2 separate regions of the Mus musculus genome follow, and region 2 is linked to region 1. Evidence: chromatin loops called from intact Hi-C (ENCODE). Cell type or tissue: left cerebral cortex. All regions are shown on one strand. Each heading gives the region's core, and the rest is flanking DNA. Links, peaks and the distances in the headings are about the cores only. Region 1 overlaps Gm39299 (a long non-coding RNA gene). Region 2 has its middle 4.6 kb from the start of Mrpl4.

What was found. Peaks named below come from ENCODE experiments on the same cell type or tissue, not always from the same donor. Only the 100,000 strongest peaks of a DNase experiment are listed, where the experiment ranks them.
Region 2: it touches region 1 in a loop (3-fold over the local background); 3 of 42 quality-filtered maps call a loop at or near these places.

Annotation. Positions count from the first base shown.
Region 1 is chr9:20,736,516-20,744,164 of GRCm38, reverse strand. It overlaps Gm39299 (a long non-coding RNA gene), which reads right to left. Exons shown (of 4, transcript XR_003948292.1): 2 at 2,397-5,401; 3 at 321-393; 4 at 1-55. It also overlaps a transcript of Olfm2 not described here. Among named protein-coding and RNA genes, the nearest start is that of Gm39299, 13 kb to the right of the region's middle. In left cerebral cortex, for the core only: CTCF peaks have their summits at 3,599 (motif pointing left) and 5,368 (motif pointing left); DNase peaks (open chromatin) are centred at 3,566 and 5,363.
Region 2 is chr9:20,994,312-21,001,960 of GRCm38, reverse strand. It overlaps a transcript of Mrpl4 not described here. Among named protein-coding and RNA genes, the nearest start is that of Mrpl4, 4.6 kb to the left of the region's middle. In left cerebral cortex, for the core only: CTCF peaks have their summits at 962 and 3,405 (motif pointing right); a DNase peak (open chromatin) is centred at 3,422.

The sequences.
Region 1 (7,649 bases), core at 1,697-6,696:
CAGCAGTCACTGGCTGCACTGCTTCAGGTGGCCACTAGGGGGCACCACGTGATGGCTGAAAAAAAAATAGTGGTTAACCAAGGTCTGCCTCCACAGGGGGAAGGAGAGGAGGAGGGCAAAAGAGGACAGGGAGGAGAAGAGAGAGGGGCGGGGTTCTGAGGAAAGCGGCTCTGCCCCTCTCATTTCTCTGTCTAGTCCCAGACACCTCTCCGCAGTCCCAACAGAACCCTGAACAGAACCCTTCTTGAGAAATCATTTCCTCAGCCGTTCACATCACCAGATTTGATGAAGCAGTGAGGCCCAGCCCTCCTGGAGCTGACCTTCAGGTGCAGCAGACAGATGAAACCACAAAAATGAATACACCGGCTCCAAGAGCTGAATCCATATATAATCCTGTGCAAATAGGAAGAAAAAAATCACAAGTAGAAGCTAGTCATGGTGGCCCACACCTGTAACCCAGGGTGTGTGTGTGTGTGTGGAGGGATGGGATCAGGAATTCAAGGTCATTCTCCATCACATTGTGAGTTCAAGGCCAGCTTCCCCCCGCCCCATAAAGGAGATTAATACTGGACAATGAGGGTGGGGATCTGGAGCAGTGGCTCAGAGGTCAGGAGGGCCTGGTGTTTGTTCTAGTTTGCTTTCTGTGCTGTGCTACAGAACTGACAAGGAGGAGAGGGTTGTTTGTCTTACACTTCAGGTGTCGGTCCATCATTGATGGGGCTCAGGCCAGAGCTCATTCTCTCAGGGGACCCAGAGCTTACACTCAAGCAGGGACCTCTGAGGACACTCAGCCAGCTTTCTTATACAGCCCTGGCCCACCTGACTACAGATGGCGCTGCCCACACTGGGCCAGGCCTCCCTACCTCAGTCAAGACCACTTCTCCCAGGCATGGCTGGTCCCTCGACCGAGGGGGCCTTTTCTCAAGTTGACAATAAAAAAATAACCAGGACCCTGTTCTTACAGAGGACTGGAGTCCGATTCCCGGCAGCCACACAGAGCGGATAACAACCACCGATAAATTCAGCTCCCGGGGATCTATTCCACAAACAGGCACACACAAAACAGTTACTTTTTTTTTTTAGTTTGTGTATGTGTCATCATGTATGTGTGTGTACCTGCATGTATGTATGTGTGTATGCCCTCATGTATGTGTGTCGTCATTGTATGTGTGTGTACACGTGGAGGCCAGAAGTCAACCTGGAAGTCACCCTCAATTGTCCTTTTTCTTGTTTTAAAAATGTTTTTGAGATTTTAATTGTTTACTGTGTCTTAGTTATTTTGTGGTAGAAGGCACAAATGCTCTTAACCACTAAGCCATCTCTCCAGCCCTCAATTTAAGACTTGTTTGTGGCTGATGGTGTTTTGTTTGTTTGTTGTTTTTCAAAACAGAGTTTCTCTATACAGCCCTGGCTGTCCTCTGTAGACCTGGCTGGCCTCAGACCCAGAGATCCTCCTGCTCACACTCTCATTAGATGCAGAGTTCATACTCTCACTGGACCCAGAGTTCACACTCTCACTGGACCCTGAGTTCACACTCTCAGGGGACCCACAGCTCACACTATCACTGGACCCAGAGTTCACACTCACACTGGTCCCAGAGGTGACACTTTCATAGACCCAGAGCTCACATTCACACTGGTCCCAGAGTTCACACTCTCACTGGACTCAGAGCTCACACTATCACTGGACCCAGAGCTCATACTCATAGGACCCTGAGTTCACACTCTCACTGGACCCTGAATTCACACTCTCACTGGACCCAGAGTTCACACTCTCACTGGACCCTGAGTTCATACTGGACCCAGAGTTCACACTCTCCTGGGACCCAGAGCTCCCACTTCAGCTGCTGCCGCTGAGGAGCCCTCTCATCTCAGTCCTTACAGTCTTGGATCACAGGTGTGTGCACCTGTGCTTGGTGTTTGTGTGGGATTTGGATTCTGGTTTCCATGCTTGTGCCACAAATTCTCCATCCACTGAGCCAGCTCTCTGGCCCAAGTGTATGGTTCTTGAGTAGCTTAGAGCTGCAGGGAACCTGACAGTCCTCTAAGCCTGCCATCTCCCCTTGAGCAGGTGTCCTCTTCCCAACACCTGAAAGTCCTCCTTGAAGTCTTACTTTGTTTACTTTAAAATATTTTCGTTTTTGTTGAGACAAAGTTACACGTAGACCAGGATGGACTCACTATGTAGCCAAGGATGGCTCGCACACCTGATCCTCCTCCTTCACTCTCAAGTGCTGGGCGACAAGTGTGTACCCCACCCATGCCCACTTTATCTTTATCTTAATCTTATCTGGACTTAGGGCCAATGCTTTAGGGGTCCCCACAGGCTGGGAAGGACTAGTTCGACTTAGTCATATACCCCAGGGCCTTTGCACTTACCACTCCCTTCCATTTACCTGGGTGTTGTTCCCCTTGGACCCTATATTTCAATACCCTTTCCTCTTCTTTCTGCTTCAATCACTTTCTCTCAGAAGGCTGCTGTGATCGGCCATCTAAAATCATTTGTTTGAGACAGTTATGAAGTGAGACACACGTGCAGGCTGCAGCGTCACAGTAGCCATGCTGAGGACTGGGGGGCTCTGAGTAAACTGAGAGAACACCAGGTAGAGAGGAAAGCCTGCACACAGCGAAGGTCCCCTCCCCCACCCCAGGCAGGACAGCCAGCAAAGGCAGGGCTCTCTCTCACACTGCTAAGAAGACTGTACAAGTGGAAACTCGAGGATTGAGCTGATCGAGGGCTGAAGGTGTGTAACCAACAGTCGACAAGATGCTTGCCTGTTTTATATGAAGCTCTGAGTTCCAATCCTCAACACCACACAGAACCAACTATGGTGTCAAATCCGGAGTTCAAGGTCAACCTCTATTCCAGAAGTTTGCAGTCTGTGTGTTTAGTGGGTCACATACCAGACATTCTGCATATCAGGTAAATACATTACAATTCATAACAGTGGTAAATTACAGTTTTGAAGTAGCAACAAATAATTTTATGGTTGGGGTCACCACAGATGAGGAACTGTGTTAAAAGGTCTGAGCATTAGGAAGGTTGAAAACCACTGCTCTATTACATAACATAGTGCTTGAGACTAGCTTTGGCTACATGAGACACCCCACCTCCCGCAGCTCTATAAACAAAACAAATCAGGCAGATGTACATAGCTCACCACCCAAAGCCCTGGATTCTGTACCCAGAATCCCAACTCGCAGAAGAAAGACTCTGGCAGGCGATTGCCACTAATTTGGGGCTAGCCCAGGTTACAAAATGAGACCCTGTCACAATGAAACAAAATGTATGACTCACACAGTTCTGGACTTTTTCACAGAATATTTTCTGTTGTTATCTGAAACTTCAGAAAGCAGACCACTGGAGAAGTGGGAACCCCTGTGCCCAGGGAGGTGCCTGAGATCACGGGTGTCAGCAGAGGCTGAAATTCCACGGAAGGGCGCTGCTACTCAGAGCCGAGCTGAACTTCCTTATCCTATCAAGGTGTTAACCTCCCAGCTTGTCTGGGGGCGGGGAAATCAGGACAAACTGCGTGAGGAACCTCCTGGGGCTGGGCTCAAAACTGAGGAGCTGGGGCGACACCTAGTGGTGGAGTGAGGTTTGTGCAGGACGCGAGGGGTGTGTGTGCTTGTGTGAGTGTGTGCACGCCCGCCTGTGCGGGCATACATTTAACAGACATACCTTGGTTAGGGCTCCTCACAAGCACTCCACTTGGTTTTGTTGTTGGTACTGTTTGTTTGGTTTTGGTTTTCCAAGACAGGGTTTCCCCGTGTAGCCCTAGCTGTCTAGGAATTCACTCTGTAGACCTGGCTGTCCTCGAAGTCACAGAACTCTGCCAGCCTCAGCCCCCGTAGTGCTAGGATTAAAGGCGTGCGCCACCACCCTCTGGCTTTATTTTGTTTTTAAATTTTAATCACATTTATTTATTTAGGAAGGGGAGAGTTCTTAGCTTGGTGCCCACAGGAAGTCAGAGATGTCAAGGTTAGACGACAACTTCGGGGGTCAGTTCTCTCTTTCACTGTTTGGAACTCAGGTCTTCAGGTTTGGCGCCAAGCTACCTTAGTCTCTGAATCTTCTCACCTGCATCACTTCGTGTTGTTGAGAGAGGATCTTTCACTGGCCTGGAGCTTACCAAGTACGGGACTGGGTATGGTCACCCTAGGGCTGACAGATTTTCTCACATCCAGAGAACCAAGAATCCACACTAAGCACAGGGTGGCAGCAGCCCCAATACGCTTGGTACATCTGTGCCTCAGGCTAGTCTAAGAGGAAGCAGGAAACACCTGAGTGGAGCTAAGAGATTGGGTGAGGTGTGTTTGGAAAGCTGTTCACCTGAACACCAGTAAACTTAGAGTCTCTGGCTCCTGCCCCGCTCCTCCCCACCCCGTTCCTCCCCCCCCCACGCCCGTGTGTAGGTATGTGTATGTTAGCATGTATGTGGCCAAGTGTGCATCTGAAGGCCAGAGGTTGGCATCTGTGGTCTTCCTAGGTTGCTTTCTATTGTATGTTTTGGCGTGATCTGTCCACGTACTTGGAACATGCTGCTCTGGTTAGTCTAGCAGGGCAGCTCTCTCTGAAGTTCCTATTCCCACCATGTGAGTGCTGAGGTTCTACGCAGCCCACGCCCACCTGACATTTACACGGGCTTTGGGAATCAGAACTCAGGTCTTCATACTTCATGTGGCAAGCACTTTACCCACTGAACCATTTCATTTATTTACCCGAGTGTGAGCGTGTGTCTGATTCTGGCGGCCAGAGGACAGCGTGCAGGAGTTGGTTCTCTCCTCTTACCATATGGGTTCTAGGGCTAGAACTCAGGTCGCCAGTCTTAGCAGCAATCTCCTTTACCTGCTAAGCCATCTTGCCAGCCCCTTTACACACAGTTCTAATGATCTGTACTACTGGATGCCAAGTCCTACTTAGAAGACAGAACTATAAAATGTCACTGCACAAAAATAAAGGAAGTCAAAAGTAAAGTCAGTCAAGGCCGTGAAGAGGATACACAACTCCTCATTCCCTAATCCCAGAGATCCCGATTAGCCTCAAGAAAAGCACAGTGAGGCTGGAGAGATGGCTCCACAGTTAAGAGCACTGGCTGCCCTTCCAGAGGACCTGGGTTCAATCCCCAGCACCCATGTAGCAGCTCACACGTGTCTGTAACTCCAAAGTATCTGTCCTCCTCCTACAGACATTCATGCTTTAAGGCAAAATACCAGTCCACATGAAATAAAAATAAACAAATCATTTTTAATATAAAAAGAAAGAAAGAGGGGGCTGGAGAGATGGCTCATCAGCTGAGAGCGCTGGCTGCTCTTCCAGAGCGGCTGAGTTCAAGTCCCAGGACCACATGGTGGCTCTGATGCCCTCTTCTGGCCAGCAGGTGTATATGCAGATAGAACACTAAAAAAAAAAAAATACATAAATCTTAACATAAAAAAAAAAAAGGAAAGAAAAACACAGTAAATACACTGAGAGAGGGATGCTTTCCCCTTGTTTCTCTGGTAATTTCAGTGTGACACACTGGTGACAGGGAGAGATGAGAGACACAGCTCGCTTTGGAGAGTCTGAGAGTCTACAAGTCCAAGAGACAGATGCAAGCTGGGTACGGTGGTACATGCCTGCCATCTTAGCTCTCTGAAGGCTGAGGCACAAAACTTGAAAGTTGAAGGCTGGCTTGGGCAACTTAACAAGCCTTTGTTTTAAAATAAAACAAAAGGAAGCTAGGGGCGTGGCTCAGCTGTAGAGCCCCTGCCTAGAATCCCTGGGGAAAGGGGCTGGGGACAAGGCTCAGTGTCACACAAGTGTAGTATGCAGAGGATCGTTTGCTGAGCCGACATGGACCGGAAATACATGGCTTCTGGGAATGGGAACTCAGGTTGGGTGTGGATGGGAGGTGAGATCAGAGGTGAATGTGGGAAGGATGGTTGTGATCTGGTTACAAAGACCTTGAATTCTAAGTTAAGCAATCAGAATTTATTGAGTTGTCAGTCAGTAGTCACAGGCTAGGAGAGAGAATTCAGTGGTTAAGAGCACTGGCTGCTATTCCATAGAACCCAGGTTTGATTACCAGCACTCGCATGGCAGCTAAAAACCACCCCTAACTTCCAGAGAAACAGATGCCCTTTTCTGACCACCACAGGCACCAGGCAACACACACACACTAAATCACACACACACATACACACAGAGTGATAAACGATTATAATGATGATCAGGGCTATAACAAAATCCTGTCTCAAAATCAAAACAAATAAGGCCCAGCATTGGTGGTGGAGACGGCTCTTTGGTGGAGTGCTGGCCTAGCACACACAAAGCCCTGTGTTCCAACCCCAGCACCACAGAAACTGTGCTTGGTGGAGCACTCCCACGGTGCCAGCCCTGGGGAGGAGAATCAGGAGTTCAAAGTCATATTTGGCTATATATTAATTTTGAGGCTATCCTGGGCTATGTGAGACAATGTTTTAAAAGAACAACAAAACAAACAAACAAACAAACAAACAAACAAAAAGCACAGAGGTGTCAAAACTTGATTCTAAGCACAACGGAAGCTCCACATTTCTAGTATGAAAGTAGAGAACCCAGCAAACCCTGGCTTAACCCCAGCTGGGAACTCACACATGTCTCACTCAATATTGAGACTACAGACACCTCTGCAAGTTGGCTTTGGAGATAAATAAATCCTGTGGAGATGATGCATTTGCCCATGGAGTCTGGGGATCATGGGACTGAGTGATGACTCAGCAATTAAGGTTTTGTTCCTCTTTTGGGGAACCCAAGTTTGGTTTCCAGAACCCACATGGGGCAGCTCACAGCTACCTATAATTAAAACTTCAGGGTACCCCCTTCTGGCATTTGTGGGCATTACATTCACATGTGCACATACGATTATGCAGATATACATACATACATACATACATACATACATACATACATAAAAATAAATAAAAGAGCCAGGAATGGTGGCTCACACCTTTAATCCCAGAACTCCAGAGGAAGAGACAGGCAGATTTTTGTGAGTTCAAGACTAGCCTAGTCTACAAAACAAGTTCCAGGATAGCCTGGGCAGTTACACAGAGAAAACCTGTCTCAAAACAAGCAAGCAAACAAGCAAACAAACAATAAACAAATAAATAAAAGAATTATGAATTGTGACAATCTACTATGTATGACTAGAAGTGGGGTTGCTGAGTTATGTGGGAAATCCTGCTAAAGTTTTCCAATGTTGAAGAAGTTTCTGGCAAGGGTGGGTGTAATGGCTCATGATCCCAGTATTCAGGAAACAGAGATAGGTAGATCTCTGTGAGCTGAAGGCCAGCCTGATCTACATAGCAAGTTCCAAAACAGCCAGGGCTACATAAAGCCAGGGCTCAAAAACACCAAAAAAACAAGCAGGGGTGGGGGTTGCAGGGGGAGAACTGTTTGCTCCAAGATGGCCTCTGACCCTCATACCCATGCTGTGGCATGCATCAGATAGATAGATAGATAGATAGATAGATAGATAGATAGATAGATAGATAGATAGATAGATACATACATACATACATACATACATACATACATACATACATAGTTTCTGGCAGCTATGTAAAGTAATGCAGACTCCAGCCATCTCACATCCTTTGGATTCCTTGCGTGGTCTTTTTTTTTT
Region 2 (7,649 bases), core at 950-5,949, 260 kb before region 1:
TCTGTGGATAGAACTCAGGCCATCCAGTTTGGTGGCAAGCCACCTAACCAGCTGAGCCATCTCAAACGCCATCCTATTCTTTTGTAAACAAGGCTTCTCTGTGTAGCCAAGGATGACCTTGAGTTCAGAGTCTCCCTGTCTGGCTTCCGGAGGTCTGGATTGCTGGTTGTCTGCACCGCTATGCTTACATGACCAGGTGAATCTAATTTTATCTGATCTTCCCTCCCCCTCTCTTTGGTGTGTGAAGGGGTCTGATTTGGCTGGCCTTGAACTCTGTGTAGTCAAGAGTAACCTTGAATTTCTGATTCTTTTTTTTTTTTTTTTTTTTTGAGACAGGGTTTCTCTGTGTAGCCCTGGCTGTCCTGGAACTCACTCTGTAGACCAGGCTGGCTTCGAACTCAGAAATCCGCCTGCCTCTGCCTCCCGAGTGCTGGGATTAAAGGCATGCGCCACCATGCCCGGCTGAATTTCTGATTCTTCTGCCCCCCACCTCAAGAGTCCTGAGATTATATGTATGTGCCACCATGCTGGTTTATTTAGTGCTAAAGATCAAGATGTTTGTGCAGTTTAGGTGCCCTAGCAGCTGAGCCATCTCTCCAGCCCCTATGGGGTTTATTTATTTGTTGAGAGAGAACTCCAGTATGTAATCTTGAAATCCTCCAGCCTCCTCTTTCCAGATGTGTTTGATTCTTTAAATGAAAGTCCTGCCAGAAAGCTTTCAGTATTTCTTAGATTCTCCAGGGCTGGCTATATCCCTCTGAAATCCCTCCTATCAGCCCTGTGTCCCTCCACTCACATCTAATCCAGGATCCTGCCCCCTGTCCTTCTAGGACTCTCCCAGGGCAGAGGGGAAAAAAAAATTACCTCATGAACAGATCCAGATCACCTCACTAAGAACCTCTCCAAAGATAATTGAAAGAGTTTATGGTTTGTCTCTGTTCCACACTTGACCTTCAGGGGGTGCTGAGAGCTTACACCTGGCTCACTGCCATCCACTATGAGGGCTGGACAGAGCTTGGACTCTGGTCTCTGAGCCAACCTCCTTTTCATCACCTGGATAATGGGAAAATTGTGATTCTTTTGTAAATGAGGAGTACAAAGGGTGGAATTCCTGGCTTGAGATGAAAATTCAGTAACCAGCATTATGGATTCTAATACTGAAGGAGCCTTGTGATCAAAGAGACAACAGAAGACCAAGGCAGGCCGGGCATGGTGGTACAAGCCTTTAATCCCAGCACTTAGGAGGCAGAGGCAGACCAAGGCAGGTGGTTCTTAGTGAGTTCAGGCAACCTTGGTCTACATAGTGAGTTCCAGGCTACACAGTGCCATAACTCACTGGTGGAGCAGACCCTGGAGAATGTAATTATTGGGCTAAATGCATATAGTTTTGTTGTTGTTGTTGTTGTCGTCGTCGTCGTCTTTGCATTTGTTATCAGTTTATGTATTTTCAGACATGTATTATGTAGCCCAGCCTAGCTTGGAACTCACTATGTAGCTGAGAATAACCATGAACCCTGATCTTCTGTCTCTGCCTTTCTCGTGCTAACATGACTGTCTTGTGGAACTATGTGCTGTTCGTGTAGTACTGAGGCTGGAGTCCAGGGCCTCCTGCTTGTTAGGCAAACACCCTATCCACTGAGCCCCAGCCTCACTGATATATTTTTGAACATTTCTAGGATATACTATTAGATTTACTAATTAACTATTAAACAGTGGTAGCCAAGTATACATGAGGCCCTTGGTTCTATCTCCAGCACCACAAAGAAAACAAGGATTTATTCTAACCAACAGTGCCTTTTCTATGTGCAGTTGAGAGTGGGCATACATATGCCAAGCTGCAGATGTGGAGGTCAGAAGGTGATGTTGAGTTGTTAGTCCTTTTCTTTCACTAGATAAGTTCCAGGGATCAAGCTCAGGTTGTTAGACTTGGTAGCAAGCACCTTTATCCACTGAGCCGTCTCATTGGCCCAAGAACCTAGTGTTTTGGGGGTTTGTTCTTACTGGTATTTGTTTGTTTATCTTTTTATTCATTCATTCATTTGTGTTGGGGGCACACATGTGGGTATGGAGATCAAAAGACCATTTGTGGGAATTGGTTCTCTCTTTCTCTCTCTCTCTTTCTTTTGTTTTTGTTTTTGTTTTTGGTTTTTTGAGACAGGGTTTCTCTGTATAGCCCTGGTTGTTCTGGAACTCACTTTGTAGACCAGGCTGGCCTCGAACTCTGAAATCCACCTGCCTCTGCTTCCCGAGTGCTGGGATTAAAGGTGTGCACCATCATGCCCGGCTTGGTATCCTAGGTCTTAAAGTCAGATGTGAAGCTTGGCAACAAGCATCTTTACCTGTGGAGTCCTCCTGACAAACCTGAAATCCAAGTCTTTGTAAGTGCAAAAAGTGGGCCTTACTACGTAGCTCTGGCTGGCCAATCTCAAACTCACAGAGATCCACTTGCCTCTTCTTCCTGAGTGCTGGGATTAAAGGCGTGCATCACCATGCCTGTCTGTATTCAGCTTTTATTTTCCTCACCAAAGAGAACATGTGTGTTTCCGTCTGGTCACTTACATTTAATATCGCCTACCATGTATAACAACAGGGCTGAATAACACTCCTTCTTTTCCCTTTCCTTTCAGGCTGTGGTCTGCTGAGAGACCCTTCTGTCTCTGCCTCTCAGGTGCTGGCATCCTTTCTCTAGTCCTTCTATTCTTAGTGTGTGAGTGGGTACGAGGGTGGACAGGAAACCTATGCACAAAGGTCAAAGTGAGTGTCCTGCTCTGTCCTCTCCACCTTAGCTAGTTTGTTTTTGTTTTTTGAGGCAATGTTTCTCTGTCCTGGAACTGCTCTGTAGACCAGGCTGGCCTTGAACTCACATCCTCCAGAGTGCCAGGATTAAAGGCATGCATCACCATTGCCCACTTTTTTTTCTACCTTAGTTTATGAAACCCAGGGTCTCTCAGTGAGTCTAGAGTTCTTGGATTCAGCCAGGCTGGCTGGCCAGTGAATCTGAGGGTCTTGGTTTGGCTTCCAGGTTGACTGGCCAGCTTCCCCAATGTTGGGACTACAAGCATTGCCACTGTGACTGGCCTTAGGGTTTACTATGTAGCCCAGGCTGGCCTCTTTTTTTTTTTTTTTAAGAAGCCATGCAGCATCTTTCCCCCTTTGTTCTATTTATTAAGTATACATCCAGGGGGCTAGAGAGATGGCTCATGGTTAAGAGCACTGACTGCTCTTCCGAAGATTCTGAGTTCAAATTCCAGCAACCACATGGTGGCTCACAACCACTTGTAATGAGATCTGATGCCCTCTTTTGCTGTGTCTGAAGACAGCTACAGTGTACTTAAGATATAATAATAAATAAATATTTTTAAAAAAAAATATACATCCAGTCTGCCTGCATGTATGCTTGCAAGCCAGAAGAGGGCACCAGATCTCATTATAGATGGCTATGAGCCACCATACAGTTAGTAGGAACTGAACTAAGGACTTTTGGAAGAACAGCCAGCTCACTCACACTCTCACACATTCTCTCTCTCTCTCCCTCTCCCTCTCCCTCTCCCTCTCCCTCTCCCTCTCCCTCTCCCTCTCCCTCTCTCTCTCTCTCTCTCTCTCTCTCCCTCTCTCTCTCCCTCTCCCTCTCTCTCTCTCCCTCTCTCTCTCTCTTTCAAGACATGGTTTCTCTGTGTAGCCCTGGCTGTCCTGGAACTCACTCTGTAGACCAGGCTGGCCTCCAACTCAGAAATCTCCCTGCCTCTGCCTCCCAAGAGCTGGGATTAAATGTGTGCACCACCACTGCCTGGCAGCAGCCAGTTCTCTTAGCCTCTGAGCCATCTGTCCAGCCTCCAGGCTGGGGCTCTTGATTATATTGCTCCTGTATTACCCTCTGGCATAACAGAGACTATGGGCCTCTAGAACCACACCCAATGTGCACATTTTCTTTATCCCTTCATCTGTCAAAGGACACCTCAGTTAACTCCACTTATTGGCTGGGATAAATATGAAAGGAACCTGGGAAAAGAGCTCAGTTGGTACAGTGCTTGTGGTTCAGTTGATCTAGTGCATATAACTTAGTTGGTGTAGTGCTTATAGCTCTTTTGACATGGTGCTTATCACTCAGTTGTCACAGTGTTTGTAGTTCAGTTGCTAGAGTGCTTGCCTAGCATGCGTGAAGCTCTGGGTTCAGTGCCCAGCACTGCATTAATTGGGTGTGTTGATACAGACTTGTTAATTCCAGAGGCAGAAGAAAAATGACCAGCCTTGGCTCTACATAGTGAATTACAGGCTAGTTTGATCACATGAGACCCTTTCTCAAAAAAAAAAAAAAAAAAAAAAATCGAGAGCTGAGCTCAGTGAGTAAGGCACTTGCTACACAAGCCTGACAGCCTGACTTCATCAGAACTCACGTAAACATGGAGACGACCACCCTCACAACGCTGTCTTCTGAATCCCTTAATATGTACGTGCTTCTCTCACATCATGCAAGCATATAATAATGTAAAATGTATTTTAGGATGAGCAATAAAGACAGACAGACGTGGACGTTTAGAGATCTCCTTGACACAGCAAATTAATATGCGTTGCTCACGTACCCCAGTGTGGGATAGCAAAGTCATATGTCCGTTTTATTTTTAGTGTTTTGAGGAACCTTCTTTCTGTTTTCCATATATATAAACCCTGCTCATTTTCATTTTCCCCAGTGGTGAGTTCCCCTTTCTCTGCATCCTTAGCTACTCCCCCCGACTCTGGCCTCGTCTCCTACAGTCCCTTTATTGAACAGTGATGCCTTCCTCTTGTGGGTTTGATTTGTATCTGATTGTTCACTTACTTTGTGGTTTTTATTTCATTTTAATGTATTTTTAGGTTTTTGCATTGCTTTCCTTCCTGTGTAGACCAGGCCGGTCTCAAACTCACAGAGATCTTCCTGCCTCTGCCTCTTGAGTGCTAGGATTAAAGGTGTGTCTCACCACACCTGGCCATTTTTATTTATTAATTATGTGTGTAAGTGTGGTTCTTTATACACAGGAGTATAGTGAGCACAGAGCTCAGAAGAGGGCAAAGGAGCTCCAGGCACTGGGGTTATAGATGGATGTGAGCCACCTACTGTGGGGCCTGGGAACTTAACTTGGATCCAAAGAACTCTGAAAGAGCAGCAAGCAGTCTTTCTTACTCCTTGAGCCTCTCTCTTCGGCCCCAATATTTTGTGATTCAAAAGTTTTTTTTAGGAGCTAGAGAAATGAGTCAGCTGTTGAGAACACTGGCTGTTCTTCTAGAGGACCAGGATTCAGTTCCCAGAACCTACATGGTGGCTCACAATCATCTGTAGTTCTAGATCCGGAGAATAGGACATCCTCTTCTGACATACAGGGACCTCATGAATATAGTACATAGACATACATGCAGGCAAAACACTCACGCACGTGAAAGAAAACAAATCTAATTTTTGCCGGGCAGCGGTGGTGCATGCCTTTAATCCCAGCACTTTGGGAGACAGACAAAGGCGGATTTCTGAGTTCGAGGCCAGCCTGGTCTACAGAGGGAGTTCCAGGACAGCCAGGGCTACACAGAGAAACCCTGTCTCGAAAAACAAAAAGAAAACAAGGAAAAACAAAACAACCCCAAATTTTTGTATATATAATTTATTTCTATTTTATGTGTTTTGCCTACTTATATGTCTGTGTGAGGGTGTCAGATCTCATGAAACTGGAGTCACAGATAGTTGTGGGCTACCACGTTTGGTGCTGGGAATTAAACCTGGGTCCTTTGGAAGATCAGCCAATGCTCTTAACCTCTGAGTCAGCTCTCCAGCCCCCTAAAATGTTTTCGTTTGTGTTTTCTTCTTTTTTTTAAAGATTTTATTTATTATTTATTTTATATGTAAGTACACTGTAGCTGTCTTCAGACACACCAGGAGAGGGAGTCAGATGTCATTATGGATGGTTGTAAGCCAACATGTGGTTGCTGGGATTTGAACTCAGAACCTTCGGAAGAGCAGTCAGTGCTCTTAACTGCTGAGCCATCTCTCCAGCCCCTCGTTTGTGTTTTCAAGACAGGGTTTCTCTGTATAGCCCTGGCTACCTGGAACTCCCTCTGTAGACCAGGCTGGTCTGGAACCCCTGGGTCTTCCTCACAAGTGCTGCAACTAAAGGTGCTAGCCGCTACTGCCTAGCTCTTAAAAATAATATTCTTTTTCTTTCTTTCTTCTTTTTGTTTTGTTTGTTTTGTTTTTCAAGACAGGGTTTCTCTCTATAGCTCTGGCTGTCCTGGAACTCACTCTGTAGACCAGGCTGGCCTCGAACTCAGAAATCCACCTGCCTCTGCCTCCCAAGTGCTAGGATTAAAGGCATGCACCACTACAGCTAAAAATAATTTTCCAAAAAAAAAAAAAAGCTTTTTAACGCTTCATTTTATGTAATTTCACTGGTCTTGTCTGTTTCTCTCCCATTCTTCATGTGTATGTACTACATGTTTGGGCAGGGTCTTGTTTAGCTCAGGTTGGTCTTGAACTCCAAATTCTCCTGCCTCTACTTCCCTAGTGCTGGGCTTACAAGTGTGCACTAGCATGCCTTATTCACACATCTGTCAAAGAACACTGCACAAATACAAAAGGACCTGCAGGTGGTAGTACCAGCCTGTGGCCCCATCACTGAGGAGACAGAGGACTGCCTTAGGTTTGAGCCAGCCTGGCATAGTTAATGAGTAGTCTGTCAGCCTGAGCTGCAGTGTGAGAGCCTGTCTCACAAAACAGAAATGAGGGCAGGGTAAGATGGTTCAGCAGGTACCAGTGCCAAGTCTGTCGACCTGTATTCAATCCCTCAGACTCACGTGGTGGAAAGGACAAAACCAGCTCTTGCAGGTTGTCCTCTGACCTCCACGTGTGTGCACTGTGGCATGCCCAGTGTGCCCCCATACATTAACAAATACAGGGCAGACACAAAGTATAAAGAACAGGAGTCCAGCTGGGTGTGGTGGCGCTGCCTTTAATCCCAGCACCCGGGAGGCAGAGGCAGGCAGAGTTCTGAGTTCGAGGCCAGCCTGGTCTACAAAGTGAGTTCCAGGACAGCCAGGGCTATACAGAGAAACCCTTTCTCGAAAAACCAAACCAAACCAAACCAAAACAAAACAGAACAGGAGTCCAGCATACACAGGGCCCTAGGCCAGGGTCCAGCCCAGCACTACTGAGGGAATGAAAACTCTGTCTCTTGGACAGTGTGCTCTGGCTACCACAAAGAACCACAAGTCTCTTTCCCAACTGCTGTAGGAAATATCTGTGTGGTTGAGCAGGTATGTGTAGCTTCAGGCACACAAGGTGTGCATCTGTGTCTGTTCATAGAGGCCGGAGATTGCCCTACACTGTCTCCCTCAGTCACTTTCAGCTTACTTATTTTTGAGACAGAGTCTCACATAGAGCCCAGGCTGGCCACGAACTCACTATGTAGACCAGGCTGGCCTGGAACTAAGAAATCTTCTTGCCTCTGCCTCTTCAGTGCTGGGGTTAAGGGTGTGGCACCAAACCCAGCTTTGGTCTTGCTTGTGTGGCTAGTACCTTACCCATTGTGCCTTCTCTTGCATCCCTAGTTTGTGAAAAATTAAAGACATTACCATATGTTTCACAAGTAGGCACTCTTATACTTAACATAATACATGTGTATATATGAACC